2 separate regions of the Homo sapiens genome follow, and region 2 is linked to region 1. Evidence: read pairs that join two places in POLR2A ChIA-PET (ENCODE). Cell type or tissue: Panc1. All regions are shown on one strand. Links, peaks and the distances in the headings refer to the core of each region. The heading gives the core; the rest is flanking DNA.

Region 1 (5,388 bases), core at 310-5,309:
ATTTCCCTGTTAAACTTCCTGATAAATGGTTGGTGCATTAGTCATTTCTTTGTTTCTTCCTTCATTTGTTCATTCATTCTATAAATATGTATTTGGTGCCTGCTTTGTGCCAAGCATCGAGTGGGCTCTGAATGTCTGAAGTCTAATGTCTAGGAGTTTATGATGATATTAATTTACAGTAAAATATCTGATCATTGAATCGTCAGTAGTTGCGGATATTTTGTTTTAATCATACAAATAGATGAATATTAAACATATCATTTTTTCATGGCTACATGGGGACATGATGAATATGAAATAAAGTCTCTGAAAGTCAATTTACTTAATTTCACTAAGGAAATCATGACTATCAATGGTATACAATGCTGGGGTGAGACCCTGATCCTTGAGCACAATTAAGGCAGAATTTGAACACTTATAAAAAGCTGCATACGTATTTACAATTTGTGCATATAGATTTCAAGGGATTTTATAACTCTGGTAACCCTGAAATATGTAGAATCCATAGAAGATATTCTCCTGCCTTGCACACCAAAGACACTCAATAAATACTTGGTGGTGATGCGGTGTCAAGTGGAGGCTTCCTTCCCCTAATTACTAAGAGCTTCTCTTGCTTCAGTTGCTCTCACCCTCTGCAGCTACTGTGGCTGGTGGAACGGGCCCCTGAGCATGTGTAGCTGACTCATCTTACACCTCGAGAGGCATGCTTGCTGCAGGCTGTGTCCAAAACACACTTATGTTTATAACCTTATTTAAAAGTACTTTAAAAGGCAGATTCTTGTAGTAAACGTATTAAAAAGTCAATACACGGAATAGCTTGGTTCACTGGTTCTCCGCTGCTTTTTCCATCAAATCAGACATGCCATGTCTCATAGGCCATATACTCCAAGGCTGCAACCCAGCAGCATGCAGGGGTATCAGCAATCCTGAGACAGAAACCTCCCACCTGCAGGCTGACTTCCTCCCACCTGCCCCTCAGCCCCTCTCACGCAACAAAAAGTTTAAAGATGCAACTGAGCGTTCAGTTGTTAGAGCAAAAATCTTGAATCTGAGCTAATTTGTACACAGCGTATACAGTAAACTTAGCAGTTTACTATCAAATTTACTTGTGAAAACATTCATGACTCATCTGGCACTCTTGTCACTGAACCATCACTGGTCATTTATTCATTTATTTTTACAAGTGATCTAGTTAAAGTAATATGCAGATTGACTTTGTGGTACTGCAGTAGAAACACTTAAATTCTCAGAATAAAATGTCGAACACTGAACATGATAACTACATTTAAACTCAGGCCTTTCCTTTTGTCTGTGTACTTCCATTTATGCCTCTGGGTGTGTGGTGTAAGAAATGAAGCTGAATCTATACTGAGAACATGGGATGACGATGATACCTTGTCGTGATATTTACTAACTGGAACAAATATGAACCATTAGTTATTTGAACTTTTTAGTTTTTTTGAAGCAAGTTTGCAGTATCTACCTGTAATGCAAAGAACGTCGCATAGTGAACATTCAAGGTTCAAAACACATTTCACTTAGCACCTCAAAGAAAAAAAAAGGCAACAGACCTCAATGGCACTATTGAGACACATTTGGTCAGCATCCATCACATGGTTTTGGAAATAAAGTTAACATTAACCAAAATTTCCTTTCTCTTTCATTTTGCAATAGCAAACCAAAGATTTTAGTTAAAACAACAACAATATTAAACTATAAAATTCAGTTAAATCACTCACTGTTCTTTTTCGCTATACAAAACAAAATTCCCCCATAAAACAATTACCAAATCATATTACAGCCTACCTTGCATCCTATGTAAAGTCTTACATAAACTGTCTGATACTTATATGTCCACAACTTATTCCTTTTAGAATTTTATTTTACAACAAGAAATTTTATAGTAGGTTTTCTTAAACTAAGAGACTACTCAGGGTTACTTATGCATGTTTCTAGGGCATGCATAAACAAAGACAGATTACATTTAAAAAGCAGGAAAAAAACAGAGAATCCGGCTTTCAGCAGATGTTTTCTCTCTCTTCACTTCATGTGGTCTGATGGATGTATTTTGTGCTCTCTTTTTTGTTTACACCTTGACATAAGAAGTAACATGAGCCTTCTCCACAGCCTGCTATCAAATTTTTCTGAAAGTTGGTAGAGGAATGGCAAGATTTCAGTAGGAACTACTGGGTGGGCAAATTAGTCAGGCATGAATTAGCAAAGTTCTACTGTAACTTGACTTTCAAGCTTGCTTCCTGTAACATTCAAGATCATGCTCAGCTGTATATGAATCTGAAGTATGAACTACACACGATTACATATGCATGACTGATTATCATTATTGCTGGTATCTTATTTTTTTCTTTAATGGTTGTGAGAGAATCTGCCCCACCCTCTGTTAGAAAAAGCAAATGGACTCTGCTCCTTGCTTATTCACTATTCCTCCAAGCAAAACACACAGGCTCGCGCACACGTGCAACTCACAAAAGGACAATGACCTGAATTAAAGCCACAACACAATGATTCCATTGTCTCTAAAGTTGAATGTCTTCTTCTTGAAAAAATACGATACATAAGGAAGCAAAGGGAAATATGCGTGATAAGACCTCTGTAAGACCGCATATTGCAGGAATATTTACACAGAAAAGGTTTTCAGATGGCCCAAGAACACAAAAGCAGTATGAACAAAAGTTTAGATTCTGTTCTATGAAGTCAGAACTTAACTACTTTAATTTGTCTAATTCCACGTTGCCCAGAGCTGTGGTGCCGAGGTGAACTCATGATCCTGAGGGAGGCTGGTCTCTAAGGCACCCATCATAATTCTACTCTGTGATCTCCATGGGCAGGGAGCCTATACTAGAAGACAAACGGTATGCTCCCTCTATCTTTCTTCTTGTGGATGTATCTTACATATACTTTTTAAACTACAATTATTGAACAACATGCTGTCCTCTATTCGTCTGTAAAGCAAGTATGCAGTTGTCTGACTTATTTGGCAGTAGGTAAACAGAAATGAATGAGCCTGGAATTTCGTGCTGGGTTGAGAGCTGCCTTTTTGATCATATGGACCTTTTAGCTCCTTAGCAGGATAAAGTTCAATGAGGACAAAGTTAAAGTTGAACAATGTCAAATTCTAACAGCCCAGAAAAAAACAAAAAAAAAAAAAAGAAAAAGAAGTGCTTTAAAACAGCTCTCCTAGTTTCTCAAGTATTATCAGCACTCTAAGCACACTAAATTCCTTTTGTATAAATGTTACCCTGCAGTTGTTCATTCTGGGCAAATAAAAAGTTATATAATTATGGTCAAAGAACAGTCAAATGTCCCCATATATCCTTGGCCTTCTGGGAAAATCTCTACTGGCAACCATAGATGACTCTCAAATCATGAAAATTTCCAAATGCAGTTTATGCACATAAGGAGCGCCTCCCGGGTCAGGATAATGTCATCTTCATCACTGTGGTCCCAACATCTAGCATAGCACTTACTGGTGTTTAATATTCAATTAAATTCAATTATCCACACCAACCTATCTCAATTAGCACTACTGTGTGCTATGGATCAGCTACCAGTTTGACATTTCAAGCTGCTGGGATTATCATGAACATGATGAAGCCCTCAGTCAGCTGAGACAGACTTACTCTTACACATTCTGAAACAGTTTTTTTACTGGTAAGGGCCATTTTATCAACATGATAAAGAGTGCAGACTAGATAAGTATAATATAATTTATTGTCTTCACAGGATGCCTTCATATTGAACACACCCATTAATACAGACGCTTATGACTAAATTAAATGCAGGGGAGCTACCAAAATTGAAAAGAACATGGCAGTTTCAATAAAGTATTTTAAAAACACTTTATATAAGACTCATCCTTCAGAATAGGACAACAAATTTTTTCCAATGTCCAGTTAGCATCTTAAATTGGCACCTTTATTGATACAATGATGACCTCACTGAAACCTTGAGGACTGGGGTGGCATCTACTTATATTCTATAGAACATAGTACTGCACTTCTACAGGCAAATATTCAAACATCAAATGTTTGCAGTGCTCATTCGACGTTTACATTAACACAAATAATTCATAGTTGGCTATGTTCAGGTTTTAATAAATGACATTTATATTCTTTACCACCCTAGACTTAAATATACCCATGGTGAGTGTCTGTCTATAAACACTGACACTGGGTAAGAACGTGCATCTACTTGCAAAATGCTCTAATATTCTGAAATGCATCTAAATAAGAACTTAAGGTATGACAATTGTGTATAGCTACTTAGAAAAGAGGTTAAATTCTTTTCATAGGTGAGCAAACTGTACCTTAGAACATAATGTTCTATTCATTGCGTAAGCAAGATAACAGCTTGCTGAACATGTTGTTTAAATAAGATTTGTAGGGTAAAGAGTTGAAGAATGAGGAAAACAACTGGCTATAAAGTTCATCTAATATTTACTTTAATTTCAATATTCTGCTTCCATAAAATAGGTTGATCAAAAGCATTTGAATGTTAGAAAGAGCCAGCTTTCAAAAAAGAACAGGTTTCAATAAAACCGCCTTTGCAAAAATTATACAGTGAGCTGATCTAACCCAGCCTCCTCTTGCTTTTAGGTTTCAAGCTGCCTTGATTATTCCTGGGCTTAGGCTGGGCTAGCTTTGGTGAATATTTAGTTTATAGTTTAAACGATAATAAGCCTAACCTGAAACTCAACCACCTTTGTATAGCTAATGAAAGGGCATCAGGCTAGGGGTAGGAGAGGAATCTGAATTCTGTATGGTAGCACATGCCTGTAATCCAAGCTACTGGGGAGGCTAAGGCAGGAAAATTGCTTGAACCTGGGAGGTGGAGGTTGCAGTGAGCCGAGATCACACCACTGCACTCCAGCCTGGGTGACAGAGCAAGACCCTATCTCAAACACACACACACACACACCCACACACACATCATCTCATTGTGGAGTTAGCTTCTTGGAGACTTTTAGAATGGGTCCTTTTATAGGGGCCATAAACCACATGACCACTCACTAGTCCTTAGGCTTCCAGCACCAGATGTGGGTTCTGCGCACACACACAATCAGGGCTTTACAAGCAGTAGCAGGGGAAGTACTTCATTTGGGAAAAAAAGCATGTAACTTGGCAACTATTTAGCACCTCTTCTTCTCTGGCAGTGATCAGTTAGGAAATCCTTTGCTGGAAGCATCTACTCAGAATTTTAAAAATCATGCAGTTCTTGCTGCTGAAATTTATGAGCACGTAGATGAGAGAGAGTATGTATCATGGATGAGGACGGGGAGAGCAGGAGCAGGAGTGCCCCATGAGAGCCACAAACAGGAAAGTTACAGGAGCTGGCCCATGTGCACCACTGCCTTGTCCCAACCACACAGCA
Region 2 (5,388 bases), core at 124-5,123, 140 kb after region 1:
CTCTCTGCCACTTTCAGTTTACGTAATCAGACAGCTGGCTGTGAGCATCTCCAAAACCCAGGATTTGCATTGTTTCAACCAAGACAAAAATATTAGGCTCCTCATAGGTCTGGAGGCACCAGTAGTGTATCATTCAGCCAAGTGACACTGAGATTCTTACCAACTGCTTAGAGCAAATAAGGAAATCATAAAGTATCAAATATACAGATTCACTTTTCTTCTAAGAAAAGATTCTTGAACCCACCACATATTGGTCTATTCTTCCATAAAGCTTAATATGACATTGGTGTTATGGGTAGAAGTGTGTCTCCCTCCAAAACTTCCATGTTGAGGCTCTAGCCCCTGGAATGTGACTGTATTTGGAGACAGAAACTTGAAAGAGGTTATTAAGGTAAAATGAGGTCACACGGGTGGGCCCTAATCCAATATGACCGGCATCCTTCTAAGAAGAGGAAATTTGGACACACAGAGAGACACTGGGGCTTCGGATGTATGCAGGGCAAAGGCCATGTGAGGGCACAGCAAGGGGCCACCTGCAAGCCAAGAACAGAGGCCTCGGGAGAAACAATCCACTGGTCTCCTGATCTTGGCTTCTGGCCTTCAGAACTGTGCGGGATCATGGCCAGGCGAAGTGGCTCACGTCTGTAATCCCAGCACTTTGGGAGGCTGAGGCAGGCAGATAACTTGAGGTCAGGAGTTCGAGACCGGCCTGACCAACATGGTGAAACCCCATCTCTACTAAAAAATATAAAAAGTAGCCAGACACAGTGCATGTGCCTGTAGTCCCAGCTACTCGGGAGGCTGAGGCAGGAGAACTGCTCAAACCTGGGAAACAGAGGTTGCAGTGAGCCAAGATCACACCACTGCATTCCTGCCTGGGAGACAGAGCAAGACTCCATCTCAAAAAGAAAAAAAAAAAAAAGAACAGTGTGGAATCAATTTCTGTTGTTGAAGTCACCAATTGGGTATTTTGTTATGGCAGCTCTAGCAGGACTAGTAGAATTGGAAAGAAAATATTTCAGTGACCAAAAAAAAAAGGGGGGGAGAGAGGGGTGGACTCCTTGAGTCCTGTGTCCTTCCCCTGGGCACATGGCCTGACCAGCAACCCCATTCCGAGCCCAGCCCCTTCTGCATTGCATTGCAGAGCCAGAGCACAGAAACCAAGCCCTGTGGACAGAGCAGTCACTGGGGCTTTGGGGGACAGTAAGGTGCCCTGGAAGAATGGATGAGATTTGCTGGCAGAGAAGAAAAGGCATAGTAAAGAGAGGTCACAGGCATGAAAAGGGCATTCAAAGCCCCAAAAGAAAACAGAATGAGACAACTGAACAAAAGACAACAGGAATCAACCTCAAAATATAGAATCGGCAAATACACACATACGATATGAGGCCGTCTCCCTCCTCACCATATGCAAACTGAACTCGCGTGTACTTCGATGCCTCTTATATTAGCAGAGATTAAAATTTTAACATTAGCTGATGTTTATGCAAAACTGAGCACATTTAGAGCAGTGGTATTAACAGCCGTCCTGACAATGTACAGAAAGGGACAGTGAAGCTTTGGAAAGAGAACAAGTATCTTCTCCAAGCTCAGGCAGCTCTAAGCAGCAGAGGCTAGACAAAATACAGGACACTGTGTTCCAATAACATAGCTTCTCAATTCGGGGAGGGGGTGATTCTGCCCCCCAAATGTGGCAACGTGGAGAGTTTTTTTTAATATTACACCAGGGAAAGTGCCCCCCAGCATCTAGAAGGCAGAGGCCAGGGGTGCAGGGAACATCCCATGGGGCACAGGACAGCCCCCACAACAAAGAATGACCCAAGGCACATAGTTACCAGTGCCGCCTGCATTGGGAAACCCTGTTCCAGAGCCAACACCAGCTCAACCGCACTCTCACAGCCTTTCTCTAATTTTGAAATAATTTTAGTTTCAAAATAAAAATTTACCAATGCACACACAGACACACAAAGCTATGAACCACCCTGCTACATATTCTATTTGTAATCCAGAGAAATCTGCCATCATCAGGCCTCCCACCCCAGCCTGAGAACGCATCCTGGGCCCGACACCTTTACATGAGCTCTGCTCGGAGTCCTGAGGCCAGCTCATCCCACCCTTACCCACGTGTCCTTCTCGTCAGTTCTCTGCCCACCTCTGCTCTGCACATCCCCTCAGCACCAGCAACGTAATTTCCAGGCCCAGCGCAAAATGAAAACATGGATCCCTTGTTCAAAAACTATCAAGAATTTCAAGATGGCAAGAAAAGAGCATTAAATCAAACACAGGGCCCTTCTGAGTGTGGAGCAAGGGACCACACCGCAGGCTCAGGAAGCTGACCTTGAGCAGCTCTGCACCCTTCCACATCCTCACCCTGCCTGCCTCCCTAGCCACTGCACCAAGTCTTCATTCTTCTCCAAATTGCTCCCACCATTCCTTGTCACACTGAAGCTTGGCTCTGCACACAGCACAGCTTCCAGGAGGCTACAGGTTCTCCGGCACTTTTTAGGGCCAGGGCTGAACCCTACTCTGGGACTTTCCACCTCAGCCTCCATGTCATGAAGAGTCCTCCTTATTATCTATAGGCCACTTGGCTGGTCGCTGGACACCCTAGTAACCATCCCCTCTTTAAAGATGGCATGGAACCTGGGTTGCCATCTTCCTCCCCGGCCCAAATCCTGCATCATCCTGGATCACCGTGGTCCACACCCACATAGCACCCTCAATCCACAAATGACTCCCTGAGCCCCAGACACATCTGCCTATGTTGTGCTCACACCCAGAGCCATGCTGGACTGGGCCACCACGCACCACCTCATCTCTAGAAACCTCAACTCCAGAGCTCCTTTTCTGCGTCTAGGTCTCTCCCGCCCACCTTCCTGAGGATCAGCACATCAAATGGCTAATAATCTCTAGGGCTAGCTGAACATCTACCAGAACCCAGCACTGATTCAATACGTCTATGCATCCTCTCTTTAATCCTCGCAATGACTCTGTGAGATGGGCACTACTATTAATACTTTTAATCCCATTTTTCAGGGAGAAAAATGATTCTGAGGGAGACTGAGAAAATGCATCCAGGTGAACAAGCCAGTATGTGGCCCCAAGGTCTTGTTCATGAAGCAGAACTGTTTCCATATGACTGTGAAAAACATCCTCAAGCTCACTAATAAATGCCAATTTTAAAAAAATGTACATTTTTCAATCACCTGACTGACAAAGAGTAAAAAGAATAACAAGACCCAGAACTGGTGAAAATGTGAGGGACAGGTGGTCTGAGAGAAGGAGGACTGGAAATTGATGTATTTCTAGAGCACAATTAGGCAAAATATACAAAGAGCCTTAAGTAGAGGAGACTTTGCTGCAAGTAATCCACTTCTAAAAACCCACAGAAAGACTCAGACAAGCAGGCAACGATGTATTTACAGGAGTATTCATCAAAGGAGAAAAAAAAAAAACCCAATTCCTTAAACATCCATAGGTTTGATAAAATTGGCTAGAGTAGTAATTACCCTTATTATCACTATCACTGGATACTGTCAATCAGCTAGGGTAAAGTACTAATACTTTGACATTATCTCATTCAATCCTCACAATTTGGTGTATTTTACAAAAGAGGAAAACGTTGCCTACTCCAGAATCTGTTTCATTGAGAAAAATTATGTGGAGCTGTATCTATCAAGCAAGGAAGATACCCACGGTATATTATTCACAGTAAAATACAGGGTTACATTAGAGCAGAGTAGAATTTGATTCCAGATTTGATTCTTCAGACTGTCACGTAGTCTGGTTATTTACTATCTTCTTAGCTGCAAATCCACCCTTCCCTTGTCTGTCCCTTGGCACTTGGACCCCCACAAATGAAACTTCCCCGACTCCCTTTCCAGTTGGCTTCCAGCTGGGGCCTGATGAGAGGGGGCCCTGGTAGGAGAGCCTCAGGGGGAGGGGAAGCACCGTCCCAGCATCGGCAGTGGGGTCCGATGTCGTCCCACTGCAGAGGTAGTATCAGCAGTGGAGGGCATCCTCTTGGCTCCTGGGCTCAGGTCACCTGGCCCAGTGGTGGTGCCTGCTTCCTGCAGAGCTTGTCTCTGGGCTCTCTCAGGGTCGCCCCAACTTGTTCTTTCATCCTCCACACCTGTGGAGCAACTCCTCGCATGAGGTCCCTCTGTTGGGCCCTGACTGGTACCACATGCACATGTATTAATATTTACTCAGCACCCAACTGCTGAGCAGTTATGCTGTACCAGGGACTCTGCCAGGTGCTGTGGACATAGCAGTAGCAAGGCACACCTGCCCCTGAGTCTGTCCACCTGCATTAAATGGTGTGTAGACACACTAAAACATGAACTGTGCGGTACACGCGAGGGAGACTGTGGGTAATTTTTATTTTGTTCCTTATCTTCATCTATGGTTTCAGGTTTGTTTGTTTTTTTTTTCCAGGACTGACTTTCATAATCAGAACATTTAGTATTTTAAAATACAGTAGACAAAATGTCCTACTCTCTGAACTCTACAATGCTTCAAAGAGGTAAGATCCCCTTAAGGCTACGACATAGTGTGGATGTTTGTCCCCGAAATCTCATGTTGACAATAATCCCCGGTGTTGGAGGTGGGGCTTGGTGGGAAGTGTTTGGGTCATGGGGGTGGATCCCTCATGGCTTGGTGCTGTTCTGGCAATGGTGAGTTCTCATGAGATCTGGTTGTTTAAAAGTGTGTGACCCAACCCCTTGCTCCTGCTCTGGCCACGTGAGATGCCTGCTCCCCCTTCATCTTCCACCATGATTAGAAGCTTCCTGAGGCCTCCCCAGTAGCCGAGCAGATGTCAGCATCATGCATCCTGTATCATCCAGTACAGCGTGCAGAGCCAAGAACCAATTAAACTTCTTTTCTTTATAAATTACCTAGTCTCAGGTGTTTCTTTATACCAATGCAAGAATGGCCTAATGGACTAAATTGGACTTTTTTTTTTTTTTAATGCTGCTCTCAATATATAACCAGAGTCATGAAGTAATGTGTGTGGCAGAATGTTTTCTGTCTTGGCCAAAGAAAACAAAAACAAGAGATCTAAGCTACTATTACAACAACAAAAATACTAACTGAACCACCTGCTGTTTCTATCAAAACAGAAACCTATGACTTAATAATACCTAAAGGAATATTCTGGATACCTCATATCAGGCCACAGGGAAAATGCCCATTTCTATATAATATGAACATTCTCTTTCCTAGATGTGAGACAACCTAGCACGTAGCTGTAAAACCCTATTGCTGGCCCTCGGTCCCTCTCTTCTCCCTTCCTTCGACAGCTGTGGGCTGTCACACCACCGGCCGCTGTGTCTTCTTCACAGGGACCACCCGCAGGAAGGATTAATTCTGCTTCCTGATGGGTTT

The links. Peaks named below come from ENCODE experiments on the same cell type or tissue, not always from the same donor. Only the 100,000 strongest peaks of a DNase experiment are listed, where the experiment ranks them.
Region 2: POLR2A ChIA-PET joins it to region 1 with 6 read pairs; 2 of 35 experiments call an interaction of 5 or more read pairs at or near these places.

What each region holds. Positions count from the first base shown.
Region 1 is chr18:58,284,874-58,290,261 of GRCh38, reverse strand. The region is part of intron 5 of NEDD4L (NEDD4 like E3 ubiquitin protein ligase); the gene reads right to left. Among named protein-coding and RNA genes, the nearest start is that of MIR122HG, 160 kb to the left of the region's middle. In Panc1, for the core only: no CTCF peak of the experiment used is centred there; no DNase peak of the experiment used is centred there; H3K4me3 peaks cover 241 bases; H3K27ac peaks cover 696 bases.
Region 2 is chr18:58,143,698-58,149,085 of GRCh38, reverse strand. The region is part of intron 1 of NEDD4L (NEDD4 like E3 ubiquitin protein ligase); the gene reads right to left. Among named protein-coding and RNA genes, the nearest start is that of NEDD4L, 100 kb to the right of the region's middle. In Panc1, for the core only: no CTCF peak of the experiment used is centred there; no DNase peak of the experiment used is centred there.